Regions from separate parts of the Homo sapiens genome. Here region 1 is linked to region 2. Evidence: chromatin contacts called from ENCODE Hi-C or POLR2A ChIA-PET data. All regions are on one chromosome and are shown on one strand. The core of a region is the stretch at or near the end of the contact, and the rest is flanking DNA. Distances in the headings are between cores, read along the strand shown.

Region 1 (3,839 bases), core at 606-3,105, 1.3 Mb after region 2:
GTTGTAGAAGGGACTTCTCTGGACACATGCCCTACTCTCCCAAAAGACTTAAGCACAGGCCAGTCCCAAAGGCAGAAGAATGGACTAAATGAGCTCTTGTGGCCCCAGCCCTAAGATTCTAGAGGACTCTCTGAAACTTCACTTGAAGACTTGACCTCTGAGTGCAACTGGAGTCACAGCCACTCAGGAGAAAGGGCAGGCTATGCAAGCACGTGCTTCAGGAGCATCCTGGTGAGGTCTTCAGCTCTGACAGAGCAACCCCTCTGCTGCTACCCTCACTGGGGGCAGCCATCTGAGTCTTAAGGAGTTGCTTATTTTTTAGGTCCAAACATAAAATTCAACTCCCCTGGGATCACGTATACAGACAGGCCTATAGCACCTTATTATCAGGTACCATCCTAGTGTGGAAGTCCCCTGGCCTGTGTGCTCTGTGGGATGGGAATGTCCCTTGTCATCAATGTGTCCCCAGGAACTAGAACAGTGCCTGGCACACAACAGATGCCGTTAAATGAATAAGTGAATGACTCCTGCAGTTAGGCTCTGGGTGGGGGGAGCTGAGTGTGAGGAGTGGGGAGTACAGGAGAAAGGAAAGTGGGGATTAGTAGAGGAAGTGGTCAGGTGAGTCAATGCTTCACAGTTTTGCCAAGAGCTAAAGTAACTTGTCAAGAACTTCAGAACAAGGAAAGCCTGAGTGGTGGCCCCTTGCTCAGGGCAGCCCCCAGGCAGGCACACATCTATCCAACAAAGCCTGGAGGACAGGGACTGTGGTAAATCACGCAGGGTACCTGGGAGTCTGACCTCACTGTGTGACCACACTGAGGTCCAGAGCCAACAGTCACTTTATGTGGGTTCGCCTCAGTTTCTCCATGAGTCCTACTCTAAAACCCATCTACCTCCGTGAGCCATGTGTGGGAAGACGAGCTTCTGACTGGGATGAGTCTGGGGGAGCAAGCACATGGAGACCCAGTGCTGTCATTCTGGCTGCCGGAAGGCTGCAGGACCACCAGCGCCCTGCGTCTGTGTCAAGGCCACCTGGGCAACGCGGCGAGGGGTGGGGAGTGCAGGCCTCCTTTCACACAGAGACACACAGGCCTGAGGCCTCTCTGGGTAGCACACATAGAGCTATATTTTGCAATTAATAAACAGGTCAGACATTGAGTCAGTAGCCACAAGTAGAACAGGAAGTGGAAAAAGTCTCCCACTTCCCTCCAGGTGTTTGGGGGCTGGGGCGGTCCCCTCCCATTTCCATGACGTCATGGTTACCAAGAGGGGCAAGTAGGGCACCCTTTGAAGCTCTCCCGCAGAAGCCACATCCTCTGGAAAGAAGAGTTTAAAATACTGAGTTAGAGATAGCATCGCCCCAGGCCACGTGCCGAGGGGAGCAGGCTGGGCCGTTACACCACCCCCCAACCGCAGGTGCAGCAAGGCCAACATGCCAGGCTGGGAGGGGCTGCCGGCCCCTCGGTGACTTGCACCGGGCCCGCAAGCAGGCTGGGGAGGTGCTGCTGGCCCCACCGCTGAGCCGCCTCCCTCACCGCACCTCTGCTGCCCCTCCAAACCAGCCAAGATCAGACCTTGATCTCACCTGATTAAGCGCTTGCTTAGTACAGGGCAGACCCTCGAGACTTATGCTCAGGCCAGTGTCTCCTGGGAGGGAAGGAGGTGGGGAGGCCGTATTTGCCCCCACACAGAGCTAGGGCTGATTCTCTGAGGGACCCCCCCCCAATAGCACCTCCCCCCTTACCCTGATGCTTGTCCATTAGGTGATGGCCCTAATGGACGCCTTGATGGACACGTCCGGGACCCAGGGACCCGGAGACCAGGAATCTGCTGGTCTCAGGGAGCCGCAGAACCTGAAACCCAAAAATACCAGGCTTGATCGCCTGCTCTTCGGTAGTGTCGCCATCCACCCGCATGGGGGCAGCAGCGCTCCACCAAAAAGACCTCTTCTCCCTTTGTCTGTTAATTCTGGAGATAGAAAGCCCCCAAAGTTTAGGAAAAGCTCTTTTCCGAGGAAAATAAAAGGGCAGGTGACTTTTATCCCACAAGTCCCTGCCCTGTGCCCGTCACTGCGCTGGGCGCAAGGCCTGTGTCATCCTGTCACATCCCCCCCCAAAGGAGAGGAGGGCCTGGGGCCTGGGCCGGCAGCAGGGGGCGCTGTTCGTCCGGGATCGTCAGACCCGCTCCACCCGGAGCCCTGGAGGAAGTGCCCAGGGAGGGCTGGGGGCCCGGAGGAGGCCTTGGGTTCGGAATTAGGCTGGCTGGAGTCCGGGATCCACCACATCATACACTCGTGCCTTTGGCAGGTCACTAACCGCCCACCGCCTCAGTTTCCCGGTGGGACGAACTCTCTCTCACAGGTAGTTTAAGAACCAGGCTTTCTTTGGCATTGTATACCTGCCATGTGCCAGGCTGTGTCGTGCTCTGGGGATTCAGTCTCTGTGCAAACTATGACTCCATACAGATGAAGTCCAAGAACAGGCAAAACGCATCACAGGTGATAGAAATTAGGGCACTGTTTGCCTCTGGGGTAGAAGGATGGATTGAAAAGGGGCACGAGGAAACCTTCAGGGGTGGTGGAAATGTTCCATATCTTTATCTTGGGTGATGGCTATATATATATCAAATGCATCATTAGTGTATTTTCATGTAATTATGCCTCAAGAAAGTACTGCTCCCATTAAATACACACACACACACACACACACACACACACAGAGTTTCTGTCTTCAAGGAGTTAACAGTCCAGTGAGTAGTGGGTATGAAAGAGATGTGTTAATGGCTGCAATTGCAAGACAGAGGCTTTTGTTACTATATTCTCCTCAGGCAGGAGTCCTCAGGCAGGAGGCAGGAGAACCAGTTGTTTGTCCCTAAGCGTCACTGCCCCTCACTAGCCTTCTCTCCTGGGGCCTTTAATTTTTCTGAGTCCCCATGTGTTATTATTCACATAGAGATAAAAATACCTGCCCACCTATTCTCAGTGTTGTTGAAGGGATTGAAAGCAGTAATGGGTGTGGAATGCTTAGTAAACTGAAATCCCAGTGCAAATATGAAGTGGGAATGCATCAGAATGCCCAGGAAGACGAACCATGACCCGAACAAGATGGGCTGGGCCAGGTCAGATGGCACTGCCATACTGAGAAAAAAGTGGGCTGGCTGCGGCTTCACACAGCCCGGGAGAGCTCAGAACTCCCCAGGCCCTGCCGGTGCGCTGGTGTTTCTCATAGTATGTGGCCACCTCTCCAGTCACTTCGGCCCTAGGAGCTTCTTGTTACACCATGATTTTGTCACTACCTCCGCAGCTTCCCACCTCCTGCTTCCGGCTTCCAGAAGGAAGCGCGTGATGGAGGGGAAATGACAGGGCCAGGAGGCAGCGGTCAGGCTGGGCCGAGTTTCTGACAGAAGCCAACACTTCTGGCCCCACAGTGCTCACGGCCTCCCTGACTCCTCACCACATCACAGCTGAAAAGGCTCACGTCTTATCTCCCCTCTCAACCTCTGGGGGCTTCTCTGCTTTCAGAAGGAGCCCCTGGAGCCCCTGGCCGAACACATCTGAAAGCACGGAGCCAGACCTCTGCAGCGCCCTCCAGCGGGCAGGTTCTGCGGGCAGCCATCTCCTCGCAGGCCAGAACACCCCACGTCACTCCAGGACGGTTCGCCACCTTTGAGAAGAGAGGACTCCAGTGTCTGTTCGCTCTGGAAATGTGGGCATGTTCCCATTCCAAAGGTGATAGGATCTGAGGGGAGGATCCTTCCCATTTTCAAAGCCTTCCTAAAATCCCACTGATTAGTGGGGAGGAGTGCAAGTCTACCCTTTCCCCGAACCACCCACATGAAAT
Region 2 (3,929 bases), core at 1,359-3,858:
TAATACCAGCACCTTGGGAGGCCAAGGCAGGAGGACTCCCTGAGCTCAGGAGTTCGAGACCAGCCTGGCCAACACGGTGAAACCCCGTCTCTACTAAAAATATAAAAATTAGCCCGGTGCGGTGGCACACGCCTGTAATCCCAGCTACTCGGGAAGCCGAGGCAGGAGAATCGCTTGAACCCGGGAGGCGGAGGTTGCAGTGAACCGAGATTGTGCCACGACATGCACTCCAGCCTAGGGCGACAGAGCGAGACTCCGTCTCAAAAAAAAAAAAAAAAAAAAAAAAAAAAAAAACAAAACTGCTTTTAATAAAACTCAATCTGTACAGTTTTTAGGCTTCTGGCAACAAAAAATTTGAATTAGAAACTAAAAATTCAAATAGGTTTTAAAAAAAAGTCTAAGTCCCCTTATTTGCCTAAGGAGGATTAAAATCTATTTCTCCTAACTCCTAGGCAAACTTACTCCCCAGCCAACACCTCTCACATTCAACACTTTATTAAGATTTAATAATTTGCCCCTTAGTCTTTAAAATTAGAGCAACTAGCTATTTTGGAGTTTATTCTTTGCTTGTTTCGCACAGCCATTCCATCCAAAACAAGGTCGAATGCCATGTCAAATCCTCTAGAGATTTAATTACAAACGTAAGCTGTTTAAATTCTCTACAGAAGGAACATCAACCACCAAGTATTCCCGAGAGTGGCACTAGCATGAGGGGGAAAAAAAAGGTCAGAAAACCTGCAACCTGGCCATCCTTCTTCAACTTTTCCCCCTAGCCAATATGAAAATGTTACTAAACGCCTATCTAGTTGAGAACACACCTAGAATTGTGATATAAATACCGTGGCAAACAGTTTCGGATATTAACTCAAAGAATTTTTGGTGCGCTGATATACATACTGACCGGAAGGAACCCATTTTCGAAAACCTCAAAGAAAAGTGCCCGTCAATCAATTTCAACTACTATTAACAGTTCTTAAATACTAATTTCTGACATTTCTCCTTGCCAACATTTTTACTTCATGATTTCCCATTTTTACCCTAACCTCATTTCTAACAGTTCAGCACAATGATAAACTTTAGTTTTAAGTTCCTGTAATAATATACATGTTTAAGCCTTAAGAAAGGGGTCGCGATGTTTTTGACCCTTATTTTACTTCCTATCAAATAGATTGCCTTACAGATGAATTTCTTACCCTGCAGAATGGGTTTAAACTGTGCTTAACAGCTTTAGTTTTTGTGAGATTAACAGATTGTGAAAAATAAACTTAGCCAAATCTCATGTGAGGATTAAAAAAAGCGATGTCCCAGATAAGTCAATGTGACACTAAAGATCTAAACAATTTTTTTTAACTTTTAAGTTTTTTATCAAATTTCAGCACCCAGCAAATAATAGGCACTGTTAATATTTGCTTAATATAACGTAGCTGTGAATTTTTGCCCACATTTAGGCGGACGGGAAAATTAACGCCAGAATATCCCGAAAGTCAAATTTTGTCATCTTACACTTAGGAAGTTACGTTAAAAAATTCTCAAGTCTCGTAGTATTTTTCTTAAGCGCAATTTGGGAATTTCCAGTTACCTCGTGGTTTCCGTCATCAGGTTCTTGGCAAAGATTGCAATACAGTAGTTTTAGAACTATATTAACTAGGTATTCCATTAACTAGGTAAAAACCACTCGACTGACCTCGTGGTCAAATTCCTTACTAGTGCTGCTACTGACTTAATATGACCCTAGCAACCAACACTTTTCTGCCTCAGTTTCCGTCTGAGAAAGAGAGTTAATACCTACCTCAAGCAAAGTTCCACTAACTTATATATTTCAAGTGTTTTGTAACCTGCAGATGAAAAGTCAGCTGTAAATATTAATATAGTTATATCACAATATTTCCTTTTACAAATGTAAGTGAAAATAACTACTTCGAGCTCCATCATTTGCTCATAGAGAGAAATAAAATAAAAAGTTATCAGTAAAATGCTGAATCTTTTGTTAAACCTTTCTCGTAGGCCACGCGGCACGATCCAGGATTTAAAGGCTCGCGATACATCTACTTGGTAACCTTCCCCCTTCCCCTCCCCCACTTTTTACATGTAAGAAGAACGGAGGTAATAGAAGGCATCGGCGCTACGTTAACTTCGACTATATTAATGAGCATCACGATCTTCATTTTCATGATCCCGTAGTCCTCGCGGTCGTAGAAAATGAAAGGAAAGCAGCCGTTAACACAGGAAGAGCGAAAAAAGGACATTTTCCCTGGCGATCGTGGCCTAGAGGACACCAGGTTAAACCTATACAGAGGCTGAGGCCTATAAAACTGCCCCCGGCTTCAACCTAATCCCCCAAAACAAGCAGAATAAATGAGGGCCCGGTTAGTTAGGGGGAAGGATTCCCACATCTTCTCTCCCACACCCCCTCTCGCTTCCCGAAAAACCCAGCGCCTTCCCTGCGTCCGCCCTCTCCACTTACCAAGAAGGGGAGGGAGAAGAGATTCGATTCTGAGTCTCCTACTCCCGGGTTCTGCGTAGAGAAGCCGACTGCTGCTGGAGGTCGGCAACGCGGCCACAACCGCTCAGTCTTCGTCTCTTCACAAAATGGCCCCCGAGTCTCCTCTGCCGCCGAGGCGAAGGCCTAGTCCCCGCCCCATTCCTGAGAATCTTCCTATTGGCTGTGCGTTTTTTCGCTCCCGCTCCTAATTAGACAGTTCAACCGCTCCTCACAATGATATCCAATCACAATTAGCAGTGGGTTAGACTAAGCAGGCGAATTTCCACATGCGTGAGAGAAACTAGTTTATAACTGGTTAGTTTTCCTGTCATTTATTGCCTGGAGAATGCTTATTGGCTATTGCACGGGACGACCCTCTGGGTGGAAACTCGCCTTTGTATCGCGCACCGTCTCACATCCGGGTATCTGGGAGGCCTGATTGGCGGCCGCGGCGTCCTATCGCTGCCCCTTAGAGTGCCTAGTAGAAGATCCGCCCAGACCTCGGATTTCCGGCTGCGCGGGGGCGGGGAAAGGGTTGAGGGGCGTAGTTAGGTGACGGGCGCAAAAGACCTGCCCCAGCCCCGGGCCTAGGGAAAAAAAAGCGCGAAATGAAGCCTCCGTTGTGCAATGTGAATAAAGAAAGGACTTTTCTTAAAATGAGGAGGGAGCAGCAGTGACTAGGCCTTGTTAAAGTGTGTAGAAAACTAACCAGTCCTGCAGTTTTTCCAACCCCAGACCCTTTCTCAGTTCCAGATTCGAATGTCAGCTACCTCGTAGACATCTGCTTCTTGGCCTATTAAACCCTTCTTCAGACAACACATGTTCCATCGAAACCAACTGACTTCCTTATTCCTCTCCAATATAAAAAGGAAGTGCAGAATCCTGGCCTCTGGCCCCAGGGCATCTAATATCTTAAGTGCCAGCAAAATTGGCCCATCCTTCCAAATCTGGTCCCTTAATTTCCCTCCTCTTGAAATGGCTTGTCTCCTACCTACCCCCGTCACCTGCCAGTCTCTCTGGTTACATTATAGGAACTGCGCACGCAGTGGGGTAGCATCAGCTCTACTAAGCCAGCGGTTTCTTTTTTCTTTTCTTTTTTTTTTTTTTTTTTTTTTTTTTTTGAGGCAGAGTCACTGTCGCCCAGGCTGGAGTGCAGTGGCGCGATCTTGGCTCACTGCAACCTCCGCCTCCCGGGTTCAAGCGATTTTCCTGCCTCAGCCTCCTGAGTAGCTGGAACTACAGGTGCGCGCCACCATGTCCAGCTAATTTTTGTATTTTTAGTACAGATGGGGTTTCGCCATGTTGGCCAGACTGTTCAGGTGATCCGCCCGCCTCTGCCTCCCAAAGTGATAAGATTATAGGCGTGAGCCACCACGCCAGACCACTTTAAACTATTTTAAAAAGCAAAGACGAAAAATATGGGAGAAAGTATACACTAAAGTGTTAG

What was found. Hi-C counts contacts between places; a loop is a spot of excess contacts on that map. ChIA-PET counts read pairs that join two places held with the same protein, here RNA polymerase II (POLR2A). Pooled maps may share reads with other maps.
Region 1: a pooled map shows a loop between it and region 2 (5-fold over the local background). The contact joins the promoter of LINC02332 here to the promoter of HNRNPC in region 2. A Hi-C loop is called at or near these places in 1 of 168 maps with a recorded cell type or tissue (naive thymus-derived CD4-positive, alpha-beta T cell) and 11 of 50 pooled maps. POLR2A ChIA-PET finds 5 or more read pairs at or near these places in 2 of 52 experiments (activated CD4-positive, alpha-beta T cell and activated naive CD4-positive, alpha-beta T cell).

What each region holds. Positions count from the first base shown.
Region 1 is chr14:22,555,207-22,559,045 of GRCh38, forward strand. LINC02332 (long intergenic non-protein coding RNA 2332) reads right to left here and starts at 1,856. Exons shown (of 3, transcript NR_146543.1): 1 at 1,745-1,856; 2 at 1,586-1,647; 3 at 1,105-1,316. It overlaps LOC105370399 (a long non-coding RNA gene), which reads left to right and starts at 1,360. Exons shown (of 2, transcript XR_007064066.1): 1 at 1,360-2,360; 2 at 3,521-3,839. RefSeq lists enhancers at 192-321, 902-1,001, 1,052-1,391, 2,252-2,461 and a silencer at 1,502-1,551.
Region 2 is chr14:21,266,834-21,270,762 of GRCh38, forward strand. It overlaps HNRNPC (heterogeneous nuclear ribonucleoprotein C), which reads right to left and starts at 2,609. Exons shown (of 9, transcript NM_004500.4): 1 at 2,465-2,609. RefSeq lists enhancers at 1-8, 9-588, 2,088-2,712, 2,350-2,609, 2,713-3,338 and a silencer at 2,700-2,779.